2 separate regions of the Homo sapiens genome follow, and region 2 is linked to region 1. Evidence: read pairs that join two places in POLR2A ChIA-PET (ENCODE). Cell type or tissue: OCI-LY7. All regions are shown on one strand. Region 1 overlaps AFF2 (ALF transcription elongation factor 2). Region 2 overlaps AFF2 (ALF transcription elongation factor 2).

Region 1 (8,000 bases):
CATTTTAGTCCTGCGGATCATGCTCAGCAATTTGAAATTATTTTATGATCCTGATCAATGTAATTAATGAGAATGGCTGTTAATTAGTTACACTAGCAGGTGGGCCATGAAAAATGTATTCACTTAATAATACCCTAGAACAACAAGCGATTAAGGGCTCCTGTGCTGATTTTACCTGGCACAGAGAAAGGAAATCGCTGTCCAGCTCACTGGGCTTTTTGAGATTACCACACTCCCCTCTTTGCCCTCCTCAGCTCCTCCACCACCTCATAGGGCCTTTCATAGGGTAACACACAAAGCAGCCCGACTTGAGATTTTAAAAGACATTAAGCATTTTTCGGCTTAAACATTCTCCTCTTTGTTGCAAGGCCCCACAAGCAGAGGTTTTTGGTAAACTCCACTAAGGCATTATTAATTTCAAATTAACTAACTGTAGCTTCACCATAGAAAATAGGGTAAGCCAGACCCCTTCATCTGCCCCCCAGCAGATGTCATAACCCTTTCTGTAGAGAGCCTAGCTATAGTAACCCCTGGTGGTTGTCTGGTGACAGACAGACAGGAAGTGTTAACATGGTCCATTGAGTTGTTCCTTAGTAGTGCTGAGAATTTATTGGGAGTTTTCATTGTCAAAAGATATATCACATCCCCTGAGGAGTTAGTCAATACTTTCAGTTATCTCCACAGTTTTTATCCTAGAGCAATACAAAAGGAGGCTAAAAGTGTAACAAATATTTCCAATATTCTCCTGATTAAACTATTTAGTCACATCAATTATGCAAATGACTACAAATATCTGTTAATATGACTTACCTGTGCACAGAGCTCTTTGCTTTCATTAAACCTCGCTAACTGACATTTAGGATCTGCCCCAGCATTCAGCATATCACTATTTGGCCTAATTGGGAGAGCTGAAATACTAAAAAGTGAGGCTAATGGGAAATTCCAGGGAAATCCTGATTCCTACTGTCAGAGGAGATGGGAACATAGTCGTCCCACTTTATGCTCTTTTCAGAGGCTACATCTCAAGTACCTATTGTATTTGGGTTAGCTCTACTGGATTTGCAAGCAATTAAGGAGAGAGACCTGGCTAGATGAAAGGGTCTTTGTGCAGCTTCCCTGGCCCCTTGACTAGGCAGTCACACCAGGGCACAAGTGGCCATGAAGTGGTTGGAGGCGGGCGGCGCTCTTGTTCCTTCAGATGTACTACAGCCCATTTCATTGGTGTTTGATTGTTTTTCCTTCAAAATAAAAGTTTGATGGAGGCTTTGCTTCTTTACTGTTGGACTTCTTTCTTTCTTTTGTAACTATCACCTGCTTAGTAGGAGTATATATATCTTATCTCCTACACCAAGGAAAGGAGTTTCTATTACTACTTTGTGCATTTCATTTTCTATCTCAAGGCAGTTTTCATTGTTGTATTTGCCAAAGAGCACAGTAGATGTTAGGGATTTTTATCAAATTGATGTATACATATGATGATTTCAAGAGTCAACTACCTATCAAAGCTTCTTAAAGACCCAAAGCAGTTCCCAGCCCTGCCACTGCACCCCTAGATTATTCCTTCTTCTCAACAAGCAATTGCTTATAACTTTATTTTATTCTTGGAGCATTTGCCTTCATTTCTCTAAAAAACACACTGGATTGCTATTTTTTTATTTTTAGGTATTATCTATTGACTTCCTTCTGTGGAAAATGAGCATTTAGTTGACCTTCTTGCTTTCCTCTTCCCTACTACATACTGGAATACTTGTCATCCCTCCATCTTCCCAACATATTTACGTCAAAAGTTTAGTTAGATCAATTTTTATTTTTGCAATTTTTAGATGGTATATGTTATTCAGACCTAAGCCATGTACTAAACTAGGATTTTCCTTTCCTGAGCAACTTTTTGGAGTCAATCATCATGACTGGCTTTTTATTAATGTTTGGTCATTTTTCTATGCACATATCACTAATCCAACCTTAAACTCTCTACTAGCTGCATAAATCCTGTCAATACATTTACTCACATTAGCTATCTATTTCATTTTCTTCATAAATTTCATTCAGAGCTTTCTGACCTACTTCAACCTCAACTGGTTGCCCTCTACATCGGGATTCTCTTCACCACTGTCTGGTAGACTCCTTTGGCCTCTCTCCTGTGTTATGGCTCCTGTTTCCTATAGACATGCTTTCCTCTCCTTTTATTTATTCCTTCTCTTTGGTGAACAAATACATCCTCTGTAGGTTACTGAGAAAAACTTGGTTAGAGGTCAATTTTTCTCTGAGATCTTGAGTGTCTGAAAATGTCTTTATCCTATCTTCCCACTTTATCGATAATTTGGCTAAGTAGAAATATTAAGGTGGAAGTTATTTTCCTTCAGGATTGTCTTTGAGTTTCAAGTGCTGCTGTGAAATCCAAAGCTATTCTGTCCCATTGCATGATACCTATTCTCTCCCTCTCTCCTACCTTCCTCCCTTCTTCCTTCTTTCTGGAGGCTTGTGGAATTTTCTCTTTATCTTCTTTTTTTCTGGAATGTCACAGTGAATCCTTGCTGCCAGCATTCTAGTGGAAGCAAACTGGCAGTCCCTGTGTGTAGCTGGTGGTGTATGCATTTGTTCACTAAAAATCCATGTTTCCAGAAAAGTACTCCAGGACAACAAACCTCTGTTTTATCCTCTCCAAAAAATAAAGTTCCATTTTCTGCAAGGCTGGGGAAAGGAAGAGCAGTAAGAGTGAGGGAGAGGAATTGGGGATCTAACTTCTTACACAGCTTTCAATCAATCCTCTATATTTTATACCCTCTTCACTCCTGCTTCAAGGGATATCTGCTATCACCAATTCCTTGGCTTTTTGAAGGTTCTGCAGTGTGAACTGTATTGATTCTAAGCTTTCCCACTGCTAGGATTTGGATTTCCAGATCTGCTAAATCAGCTAATATTTGCTCAAATGCTTTCCAGCTTCTGAAATTTGGTTATTTCCTCTCACATATCTCCAGTCCTTTTGAGTTTCTTTAAAAAAAAAAAATCCCTTATTGTAGTTTTGGTGTGGTTTTAAAAGGGAGTTAAATTAGAGGCATGTGATCAATCCACTATTGAAAAAAGTCAAAGCAGCTAATTCACATATGACAACCACGTCTCTTTCTCTCTTCTTTTAAAACATGAATTATGTGCCTGATGTTACTTCTGTAAACTGAGAAAGAACTTGAAATTTAGTAGACATAAACAAAAGGCAAAGAGGTCCTCAGGAGGGTGTTCCAGATGTATTTCTGAATTGATTCCAGACCCGAGTAAGTCCTGACTAGCTCAGGCTAAGCAGTTCTAAAGTGCTGTCTTGTAATTCTAACCGAGCCACAAGAGCCCACAAATGCTTAGCCGCATCCCACTCACTTCTGCTTGCATGTCTACAGCTTTTCAACTGACTCTGATGTTTCATAAACCGAAATTCCCAGCCTATTCTTTTTACTCCTACCACTACTAATATGCAACTTCCACACATATATCCATGCACAGTTTACAGAGTATTTAAACATATATTAACTCACTTAGTTCATATCCCTGTGAAGAAATTGTTTTGGTAGTGGTCATTCTTTCTAGAATCATGGTTAAAAGCTTGGACTCTGGAGTAAACATGAGCTGGTAAGGGTTCTGGTTCCATGCTGATTGTTCATACAACCTGGACAAATTATTCACACTCTCTGAGCTTCAGTTTCTAAATCTGTAAAATGGAGATAACTACAGTACTCTCAAATTATTTGAGGTTTTGTGAAGATTAAACAAGAATGCATGTAATGTGCTCAGCACAATAGCTGGTACAAAGAAAGCACTCAATAAATAGCAGCTATTACTCTGATTCTCATTTTACAGATGAAGATCCTGAGGTACAGAAACGTTAGATGATTTTTCCCAAGTCCACAGTACCAATAAGGCACAGAGATAAGACAAGGCTCAAACTCCCATCTTTGACTTAGAAGTTCATGCTTCTTCTACCACACCAGTGGTCTCATCTCTGGCTGCATGCACACTCAAATCACATGGGAAGCTTTGAAAACATTCCTATACAGGGTCCATCCAAGTGATTCTGACTTAACTGTTCAGGTGTGGATTCTGGACATGGGTTTGTTCTCAACCCTCTCTGGGTGATTCTAACACTAGGCAAGGGTTACAAAACTTACGTTCTTTGCCAAACTTCCTCTTTCACTCCCAGGTGGCCTTGAATTGTATTTTATCTCCCACCCATGTTCTAGACTCCTTGTCAGTAGCTAGAAACGCAACCATGATACACTAATTATAAAAAGTGTTAAGCAAATATAAAAATTGTTACCCCCATTCACTTGTTTGAGCACCCCAAGAACTTGCTGGTTTAGAGAATGCACAGCTTCTCAGAAATGACTAGAAATTAGCATATCAAGATCCAGCTACAGTCTCACCAAGTTTTCCTGAACACATGAGGATGTCCTTTGGTGTGGTCAGCCTGGGCTCCCCTCCAGGGTCAGCAGAGCGATCTATTTCAAACACTTCAGAACAACCTGAGGTTCTGAACTAAATTATAATACAGGTTTCTGGTTTTCCAAGTAAAAGGTGATACAAAGGGAGACTAGGTAAGAAAGAAAAGAGAGAAAAGCCACAGGGCTACTTTTGGGTAAGGAAAAAAGCCTAGAGGAGAAAAAACAATAGGCTGTTTCAACCTCATCCTGCCTGGGCTCAGCTGGGAGGTTATAGAGCTGACTCCCTGCTGATGAGGCACTTAGCTGAGCTCCATCCAAAGGCCACGTGCCTCAGGGCCTAACCCCATCAAGCTAGCTCACAGGAGTAGGCCAGTGCCCTAATGAAGCCCAAGCCCCATCATTTGCAGACCACTCTACCAGGCTAGTAACAGTCTCAGGATCAGAGAAGGTCACAGATCACTTTTAATTTCAGCAGCAAATAAAAGCTGTCATCATATATTCAGGGAAACTTCATGAAGGTACAGCTGGATTTTGATGTGCCCCATAAAAAATATTTATCTTAATTAAAAAGTGCACTTATGAAAAATATACTTTTTTTTTTTTTTTTATAGCAGGCCTTGGGTTTAAAAAGCTTTCTTCCCATGGTCATGAGAATAATAAACTTGTCTAGGACATGAAACCAAAATGAAAAGGCCAAAATAATCTTCTAAGGGATAAATGGGAAAATGACTAAAATGGCCAAAACCAGTCCTTCTAGGAGCTTCTTCTATAATAAACCAATGTTAGTTTTCATGGCCCTCACCTAGCTGCTATGGACTCAGCTCCAGTGATTCTCACCTGCTAATCCTGGGACAAAATCTGCTGTTCATATAACTATAAGCTCTAGCCAGCATCTACTGGCCTCTTCAGATAAAAAACAACTGGAGTCATCAGGCTCCTGAGCACATTTTCATAATCAGCCTGATCATGGGTGCATGGCAGCTGCTCGATTGATGGTGTTAGACAGGGAATAAAGAGAGATGCCAGGAGTGCCCTCAGATCTGACATAACGAGGCAAACATCAGTCATTTGGCTAAAAAGCTCATAAAGGCTCCATCAGCCATGACACAGGAGTTTGTCTTAGGCAGAGCTAATGAGGAAATGTAGCAGTGCAAGCCTTTTCCTTAGACAGGAACAAGTTGTGAATGGGCTGCATTTTCGATGAAAACAAGAAATGCAGTTGAAAACAGTGTATATCCTTACCCTGATGAGAAATGATATATCAGGGTTTTGCAACAATTGTCCAAAAGAAAAGATGTTTTTTAAAAAAGTGTTTCACTTTATTTGCCAAGTGCTCAAGTGCATGTAAAATTAGTACTTGAAAGTGGTCACTTCTATGGAAAGCAAGATTACACAAAACGTAATCTTGGCCCTCTCAGAAAAGGAAATTTCTTCGCTAATGATGGAATAAATCCAGTCCATGCCTTGAAAGAGTTGATTGTGGCTGGAATCCATTAAATAATGGACTTAGATAATAATATACAAACTACAAGAATAACCAGCATATGCGTGGCACTTTTTGGTATCTAAAGCACTTGTACAGCATTTCATTTGATGCTTAGTAACAAAAGCAGAGCAGAAATGATTATTAGCTCCATTCCTGAAGGAGAGAAAGAAACTGAGGCTCTTGTTGGTTAATTAACTTAAAGGCCCAGAACAAATCAGTAGCAGGGCTGGGCCTGGAACCTAGGTCTCCTGCCTCCAGAGCTTTGGAACTCTTTACCCTAGAGTTAAGCCAGAAGACTGACTTGTAGACAAGCTTCCACATATAGTCAAGTGTTCCTTCCATGTAAACAGTGCCCAAGAAATTTCACATGATTATGATGACCTATGGCCCTATTCCCTGTGGCTCATGTCTGCTGATGGCATTTAGGTCCAATATTATATTTGGATGATACTACCAATGACAGCAGCACAGCAAAAGCAATGAGTTCAAGAGGAAGAAAAATTATGCCAAACATTTTGGATGAAGATTGTTAATGTTTCAATGAACATACAAGTTCATCGTTTATATAATACCCAGAGGGCAACACGGGTAATTCAAAGAGAAACAGAAACAACCATCTTGTGCATCTAAGGAAAATTGCAGACCAGGATTATATAATAAACCACAACCTCCCTCCTCCAATGAGTTGCTGTGTACAAGTATTTTCTGAATGGAAAAACCACAAGAGTAGTTACGATCCAGTTATTTTGCACATATGATTCTTTCCCCATCTATGTTTACCCCTCTATGAAATCATAATGAAAAATATTCATTTTACTGGGTCTTGGGAGTAGGAAACATTTCCTAAGGAAAACAAATACAACAAATGAGGCAACTCCTTGTCTTGGAAATTAGCAACCCCTGGGCTCCTTTCTATCTTATCCTCATGATTCTTGGGTTCTTCTAGAAGGGTATGTGGGTATTTCTTAAAGCCACTAGGGTGCTACCAAGAACACTTCCATGTGGTATGATGCCCTGAGGTACTGAATGAGGCAACATTGGGGTTTGTCACCCATTTCCTAGCTAAGAATATAAAGAGGCAAGGATGCTTCTCATAGAGAACCACTGATGTCTCAGGGGCTTGAGAAATTAAAAAGGAAGAAAGGGAGGGAGGCCTAAAAGCATGTAGAGACTATGGCTATGCAAATAGCTCTTAGTGGACGATCAGAAGCAAGGTCTAGGTAGGTGCCCGCTCACTAGGAAGGAAAATGCATGAAACAGAATGCAGAGGCAGAATAACAGTGTTGTGCCTTATTATATCCCTTTGAGCAATATGATCTTCAGACAAAAGAGAAGAGATAATTACATATTGATGGATTTTCATATTTTGTTTTTTCTAACAGCCAATGGCTGTCAGCTCCTCAGAGAGCCAGCAAATCCAAGAATTGCTCTGTGTTCACACTGCCAGCTCTGCAGTATAAAATAGGTAGTATATTTTAATGTCTTTCCAACTGCGTGTTTGGTGGTAATGATTAGCAGATGCCCTTACTAAGGGGGAACTACACTTGAGTTCTGGAACAGAGCTCTAACATGAAGAGCTGCTCTGTGACCGCTCTCAGTTCCCAATCCATTGAACAATAGGGCTTTATCTTTGCTGAAAGGTAACACTGCTACGGCATTTGACTGTTTTACCTACTTCCATTTCTAGGTGAGTTTCCTTCAAAACATGGCCTTTCCGGTTACAATAATACAAATTAAGCATATTGTATAGGAAGGCTTTTATTTTTTCCCCAGCATCTGCCTTAGAGTTGCACTATTTATACTGGTATTTTTTCACAGTTTACTTTCTGCAATGTATTTGGTGTAACAAGATTGCTATTTAGTATAATATATTAGGCTGGTGGAAAAGTGCCTAGTGTAAGGAGCTGGTGAAATTTTCCTGAGAAACAAATGCATACCCTAGAGCCACTTGGGTGACATACTAAATGGTAAACAATTACAAGGCTTCTGCAAGCCTACCTGTTGGTGTTTGCATGAATTACACAGAGACACTGAGAGCCCTGATGCAGTGAGGTCTACATGAAATGAAGTTAAAATCATATTTCAAA
Region 2 (8,000 bases), 55 kb before region 1:
ACAGTGTATGTACAAATTTCACTTGTAAAATATATTCCCCTGGAAATGAGTTGGGTGCTTTAAACATAAATTAAATGTTGATTAGTGAGTTCAAAAATGTAACAAGCAACCATTTTCCAGAAAGAAAAATTACATACATATTCAGCTACCTTGTATGGCTCCCCAAAAAGATCAAAGCCTGAAGAAAAGAGATCGTCTTCTTGCTGGACTTCTTGATTCCTCCGCTCCCATTCCCTTTTTTTAAGTGCACTACGGTCTTGTTCATAGTGACTGATATGAAAAGGAAAAGACAAAAAGAGAAAAAGATTAATTAATCATGCAAGTCATTTAAATTTTCCTTGCTGTCAATAATAAGAAAAAAATTCAAGTCAACTTGCTGCCCAAGTTGACACTGCATAGAGAACAGATAATCCTTTTCATTACACCTATTGAGTTTAAGATCCTGACCAGCTCTTCAGAATAAAGAAGAAAACAAAAACTTGCTTATTTGAAATGATATTCATGACAAGCAAGTAAAGCAAAATCTCTTCCCTTGTCCTTTTTTGATTATTATAAGCAATTACATACTCCCCAAAAGTCAGCCCACAGTGCAGAAAGGTACTGAATTAAAGTTACATTGTGTTGCCAACTACCTAGGGCTCAGAATCCACAGATGTCACAAAGTCCTAAGGGAAAGGAATTATCAAAGTACGGAGCTGAAGATAAATTGGATTTCTGTCCTGAGCCCATAGCCAAAGTGAGCTTGTTTTGATGAACTCACAGGAGAATTTAAGGGCATTTTCAGAAGTCCACAAAAAAATAAATCACCAAATCACCTACACTTCTTTGTGTTTGGTTGTTGTGGTGTTGGTCTTCTCACAGTTTTCTTCAAAAGTGAATGGAAGCCTTTTTGAGAAACTCTTCACAAAAAAAGGGGTCTGACTTGAATAACAAATGACTAACTGTGGATGAAAAAAAGGAGGTGTCAAAAGCCTTTAATGACCTCAACGAACAAATGTTTTATAAAGACTAACTGTGACTCTCATCACATTTCAGGCTTTCCCATTGGAGGATCAAAAGCTTCTAAACAATATTTAAGATATATTCCAGGCCTTCTGGTTTTATGGAATGGAATGCTTCCTTATTAAGAAAACAATTATTTTCTTCATCATGCAAGACTGCAAATTAAGCCATAATCTAAGTCTCGTAGTGGTGTATCTTATTTTATTCACTGGGCTTTTTTCATGCTTTTGATGTTAACCTTACCCAAAGTGAGTATATATACACTGAGCAAATTTAAATTACATAAATGTACATAAAATGCCTAGCAGGTGTTGGATAAATGTTGGTTTCCTTCCCCATGTTAATAGTCCCATGTTAAGACTTAATTAGATAATTGACATGCAAATGAACATAATAGCTAAAGGAATTATAAGAGATCTACTGATATAAAACTACAGTTGACAGGCTTTGACTATATCCGAAACCTTAATACCTGTCATTGGTAGGCTAGTTTGCTCAAAGAACCTAGAACATAAACTATCTGTGCAGCTTAACTAGATGTTGATAAACATGGAGTGTACAATGCCACTACACTTAATCATCCACTTTTCTTCACAGGAATCCTTGAATGGTCAAATTCAAAGTGACTTTGATAACTTTATCTCCTGGATAAAGAACACTCATTTCTCCATTAAAAAACAGCAACAACATTTATAGGATGTTTAAATGCACATTACACTTTCATAATACAAACGTCAGATACATTAAAGCTCACTGGACCATTCATGAGTATATTCAGCAAATGTTATCACTGTCTGAGTAAAGCAAAGAAAACCTTCAGAGTCCTACCCAAAGCCAGGGCCCCATATCTAGGCCTTGCCTGGTCAAGGAAGATATCAAGTCCAGATACTGGAAGCCAGGCTATTATTTGTAGTCTCAGATGCCCTCCATAGGTATTAGATTTTCTAGCATCATCTTTCATTTCCATTCACAAGTTGAACTCAGAACCCCAAACAATTGTTGTGTGTCTCAATGTCTCCATGTTTGAGACTGACATGGAAACAATCAGGCACAGTAACATCTTCAGTCCGTTAAGTGTGGCGCTTGTGACCGTACCTCAACACCATAAATTGGCTGTGTGTAATCCAATCCCATCAATTTATCCAAATGTAAGAAAGATTGGGTGTTATGGGGGTGGGGGTAGAGTAACAAGTTAAAGCAATATTTAGTGAGGGCAGGGTTGTTGCAAAGGAGAAGGACACTTAATTTCTTTGCTTTCCATAGCAGATTAGTATCTACACACAAACAAGAACCAAAGTCTTTTCCTTCTGAGTAATGCGAGCAGGATGTCAGTTTTCTAGCTATCTGTTCATTTTGTGCACCTGACAGCTAAGAATGACAGGCCCATAGATCACATTTAATTCTCCCATGAAGAGAACTGAAGTGCTTTGGTCTCTTGGCTTTGCAAACTACCTTCCTTCTCCGAGGGAAAGATATAATTAAAACCCTGAAGGAAAAAGAAAGGAGAAGGAGAAGAAAAGGAAACGTGCTTCAGCTTGCATGACAACCTTTCAAACGATCAGCAGTAAGGGCACTTTCGGTGCTTTAGCCCTGGCTTTGATTTGTTAGGAGGCTCTTGGCTGCATTTTGCATCAGTTCATTAGCTACCAAATTCCAGACACAAATTTGAATAGCAGATTGAGTGTGCATGCGGGTGTTATCTGTTGCAAGCAAAACTGCCTGCTGCATTTTTTAACACATCCGACAAAGAACAGTTAATTCTCATATCTCTGGCGAGAATGAATTTAATCTCCACAGAGCTCCACTGCTCTTGGAAGGCAACCAAATATCTCCAACTTTTTCCTTTCTTGCTCAGCATGGCGTTGTATTGAAGGCTTCACACAGTGAGGTCTAATGAGTAATGAACTACATGGTGATGAGGCTTTCAGTCTATAACGTCACTGATTTCTGACTGAAACCAACATTACTAATTTGAAGCACCAGCTAATTAAAACCACAGCTATGTATTTAGCCTCTTGTTATACCTACTGCAGTTTATAATTATGAGGACCTCTTTATCTACTCAATTAAATTTCTTATGATTCAGGCAGGTTGTGTTTGAACCTGTGAGCCCTGCAGAGGCTGCAGGAAAGTATATGTCTGTCCCCTGATAATTTGATACATCTTTACACACCCAGGCCTGCTTTCCAAAGGAAAAAGAGCTCCATAGCCCACAAAGAAATGCTCAAGCCAAAAACCTGAATTAATCATCATATCATCGGTATGAACAATTCAAGTTTATTCTGTGATGAAGACAGGATGAATTGATCCTATCAATCAGCATGAAAACCCATGTTCATACTGAGAAGTTAAGCCAAAAATCTCAACTCAAGGATTCATCACTCTTAGCAAGTTAGGATATTTTTCCAACTTTTTTCTCCTGGATATAATAAAATTGGTCACATTATGATAATATAAAAACTGACCACTCAAAACCAAATTTACTATGAATTAACCAAAGGCCTTAGGTTTCTCTCTCTCCAGGTTACCTTTTTGGAATCGCTATTTCATTGATATCCACGCTAGCTGACTGGAAAAGGTCAGAAAGAAGAACAAGTTCCATTTAACTACTTTGTTAATCACCTTGGTGTAAGGCATGATGGTGAGAAGCTTCTCTCTATCATAGGATTTTTTTTCTTTTCTTTTTTTTTTTTTTTTTTTTTTTTGACGGAGTTTTCCCTCTTGTCGACCAGGCTGGAGTGCAATGGCGCAATCTCAGCTCACTGCAACATCCACCTCCCAGGTTCAAGCGATTCTCCTGCCTCAGCCTCCCAAGTAGCTGGGATTACAGGCACCAGCCACCACGCCTGGCTAATTTTTTGTATTTTTAGTAGAGGTAGGGTTTTGCCATGTTGACCAGGCTGGTCTCCAACTCCTGACCTCAGGTGATCCACCCGTCTCGGCCTCCCAAAGTGCTGGGATTACAGGCATGAGCCACTGCACCCAGCCCAGGATTTTTATATTAGCTGTGATTTCACCCACCTGTGTGCTTCCCTAGCCACCACAAACAGAGGAACTGCCCTCATTTACAAAAGAGGAAACTAAGGCCCTCCAAAAATGAACAGAGGGAGCTGTCTCAAGCCGTCATCAAGCTAGTGGCAAAGGAAGATCTGAATCTGTTTCTTCCATCTTCAAGTACATGTAGTATCTTCTCCTAGCCTTCTCCTTCTCTCAGACACTTGAACCTTATCTTGTATGTAGATAACTCTCATTTTGCTCATTAAAAGCCTCAGGTTCATTGGTGGGACAATAAAATGCAGGGCACATGTAGATTCCGTGAGATCTAGAAAGTTCAATTATGCCGTCTTCATTAGCGCACAGTGGTAGCCCACACAGGCTGACAATGCAGGCTAGTCTTTTACAACAGAGACTGTTTATAACAGGAAGAGAGTTTAGCAATCATCTAGTTGCAGTGCCCTCATTTTACAGATGAGGAAATAGAACTAAGGTAAGGTAATGGGCCTCACAGCGGGTTTGTCAGAGAACTAGGAGGCTGGAACTCAGGCTTTCACATTCCCAAGCAACATGGTTTGTCCCTTCTGCCTCCTGTGTTTCCATCACACTTCAGAATGAAGATGAGTTTCACATGCACTCCATTGGTCACCTTTCCTTAGGACTGCATTTTATTAGAAATTGGCAGTAGGGAAAAACTTTAGGGATTTAATTTAGATTCGAGTATAGATAAACCACTAGTTTCCTTATATCAAAATGTACAGACCCTAAAGGGATTATAAAAATTAACTGCATCTGTGGGGAAGAGGCTGGGCGAGGGAGAGTAAAAACCAGTTTCAGTCCATTTGGTTCATATATTTCATGAAGCTAATACTCATTGTTTACCTAATTTGGTTATTTTACAAAGCCACTTGGGGAATAAAAAATTGATATTTTAAAATGATAAATTTGTTTTAAAATACTGCTAATATATGATTTACTGTAGTAATGGTGTACATGAAGGTAAATAATTCAGCCTCACTTGTTTTCCAGTCCAACTACAGTAAACACCTTTATTTGGCTAATATCTTTGCAAAAGCATAAAAATACATATTTAATCCACTCAAAGGACAAACATAAGCTATCACTCACTTCCTGTGGTTCTTCTGAATGAATCCCTGCCTTCTATAACATGTGTAGATATTTATCCATGTTATATGTTCCAGAGTGTCAGGTGATACTTTTTCTATACCGAGTCCTATTTTGAATTTGACACTGATCTAATCTCTACATAACTTCTTTTTGTTAAGAAAAGAAAATCTCTGCTATCCAATACCTTCAAACTTAACCCACATTATGTAAAGTGCTAAATTCAAAACTATAAAAGCAGCTCAAAACAGGCCATCATTATTTTACACATATAGAGTAAAAACACAAGAACCTTGGATCTGGAGGTGTGCAAAAGAATAGAAGGTAAGTGGCCTTGGAAAGGAATTTCTAAAACCAGTAGAACCTCCTCAGCCATATTTAATGTCAGGACTCATGAGGAACTCAGCATACCACCACTCTCTTCAGCAAATGAACTATCTCCCTGCAAACACTGTCTCTCATGAAAAATAATCAAGAAGAGAATGAAAAGGTGAGAAACACACAAGTTTTTAGCTCTAGACAGCTGCCCATCTGATCATTCCAATTTGTTTTTGATTTTCCTTTAAATCTGTGGTTTGTAAAATTATGTAGACATCAATAGTCCAGAGGTCCTGGCAGAAACAGGCTTAATATTTCAATGTAGGAGCATCTTGGGACTACCTCATCCCCTCCATTTCTGAAAATGGAAGCAAAGATTCAGCCCATCTGCAAAGCCTGTCTAAGCCTCCTCCAATTAAGTCAGGCAGACCTCCCAAGAGCCATCCCTCCTAACTTGTTTCTGTATCCCCTGCTTTGCTTCTTTTCTAGTCCTCTCTTTTCATTAATAACAGCTTGATTGAGATATAACTAATATAGCTACAATTTCACCCATTTAAAGTGTACAATTCAGTGGTTTTTAGCATATTCACAGAGTCTTGAAAGCATCACCATGATATTAATGTTAGAATATTTTCATCAACTCAAAAAGAGGCTCTGTACACTTTTAGGTATCATCCTGTCCTGCAATCCTACCATCCAGCCCAGCCCTAAGCAACTACTAATCTACTTTCTCTCTGAATGAATTTGCCACTTCTAGATACTTCATATACATGGAATTATGCAACATGTGGTTTTTTGTGCATGGCCTCTTTCACTGAGCATACTATTTTCAATGTACATCCACACTGTAGCATGGGTCAGTACTTCGTTTCTTTTTATAGTTAAATAATATTCCACTGTATGGATATTCCTGGTCCTATGATATACTGTGCTCATTAAGAGGGCTCAATTTTGTTTTCTTCTAATGATTTAACCAGGATTCTCTAAGTCTCCCATTAGACTTTTCCCTCCTTAAGGTCAGAGGTTTTTAAGTCACTGCATCCTCCAACTGAACACAAATAACCTTTCTGTACATAAATAAGCAATGGACAATGCAAATGTCATAAGGAAAACATATTTGCTTTTTTGAAAAAAAGTGTGTGGCTTAGGCTTTGGACAAAATTATTTTGACTGGCCTACCAAACACTCAAGAAGACGTTGTCATCTCTCTAACAAATACCAAATACTCAAGCTGCAAAGATAATTTAATACACTTAGGAGTGGTAAAAACCTACTAGAAACCTAACCTGATGCCAGTCAAAGAAACAGATTCTTTTGTTCCCAGGTAGAAAGCTTTAAGGAATTTTACAGTGTGTCCAAAAAAGATGGCATCCAGATTCAGATGATCTGGGACAGGCTCTGTCACTTTCACTTACAAGTTTCTTGTTCATTAATAAATTGCTTTACATTTAAAGCCTCAGTTTCCTTCTTTGAACATGAAAATTAACTTTATGTCTTCTCTGCATGGTTAGTGTAAAGGTTACATATGATAGTTATCAAAAAAGGCTTCTGTAAACTACTAATGACTGCTCACATTTAACAGATAAGATGACTGACACCCTGATAAAGCGATATGTAAATCTCTTTATAGCTTTTGGGTCCTCTTTACTCTGTAAAAACATAGCAAAATTTCATGGTTGCTGAAGTCTAAAGTCTTTCTAGTAACAGATTAAGTTAATTTCATTAGATATCCTTTACAAATTTTCTTCTATAGACTCAGATATGACCTTTGAGACAGAGACACTAAGTTGGTCAATTTAAAAATGTAATTCACAAATTAATAATGATCTGAAATTTAAAATAATAACTTTAAATTGGAAATGTTTCTAAATATTTCTTCTATCACTTGGTTCACAATTTTGGCTGCCTATCAGAATCATCCAGAGAAGATTTTATAAATCTCCAGGCTCAGGGCATACATTGGACCAACTGCATCTGGATCTCACAGTGTGAGTCCCAGGCATCACATGGAAAATAACTCCTGGTCTTTATATTAATAGATAAATTTCTTTATTTGACCCATTTGGGCATATCAAAATCTGACAAACTTAACCTGAAGAGATCATTTGTCTTTTCATTTCATGAAGGAAAATCAAGGACCAAACACCTTTAGGGAACTAATGTATTTATTCTATTATGTAGAAACATACATTGCTGGTATATGTTGGGAAAAGTGCCTTGAAGGTGAAAGCAGTTATTACAAGAATAGACTTGTGCAGAAGAACAACAATAACACTAATAGTTCCTATCTGTTGATTCCTTGTTTATGCCAGCCACTGTTCCAGGACTTTTATGAGTACTATCTTATTTAATCCTCACAAAAACTCTGAAGTGGTATACCATCCTCATTTTGCGGATGAGGAAACTGAGATACATGAGACACAGGGAGGTTAACATGCTCAACACCACACAATTAGTCAGTGGTACAAAAACACAGTAACCGCTGGGGCTGTCAGAATCCAGAGGCCACCCTCTTGGTCATAAAGAAGATTCTAGTCTTACTCACAGAAGAGAAGGGCACT

What was found. Peaks named below come from ENCODE experiments on the same cell type or tissue, not always from the same donor. Only the 100,000 strongest peaks of a DNase experiment are listed, where the experiment ranks them.
Region 2: POLR2A ChIA-PET joins it to region 1 with 5 read pairs; 1 of 35 experiments calls an interaction of 5 or more read pairs at or near these places.

What each region holds. Positions count from the first base shown.
Region 1 is chrX:148,589,522-148,597,521 of GRCh38, reverse strand. All of the region lies in intron 1 of AFF2 (ALF transcription elongation factor 2), which reads right to left. Among named protein-coding and RNA genes, the nearest start is that of AFF2, 93 kb to the right of the region's middle. In OCI-LY7, no CTCF peak of the experiment used is centred here; a DNase peak (open chromatin) is centred at 4,171; H3K4me3 peaks cover 1,486 bases; H3K27ac peaks cover 3,940 bases.
Region 2 is chrX:148,644,269-148,652,268 of GRCh38, reverse strand. AFF2 (ALF transcription elongation factor 2) reads right to left here. Exons shown (of 21, transcript NM_002025.4): 2 at 138-270. Among named protein-coding and RNA genes, the nearest start is that of AFF2, 150 kb to the right of the region's middle. In OCI-LY7, no CTCF peak of the experiment used is centred here; a DNase peak (open chromatin) is centred at 4,478; H3K27ac peaks cover 2,132 bases.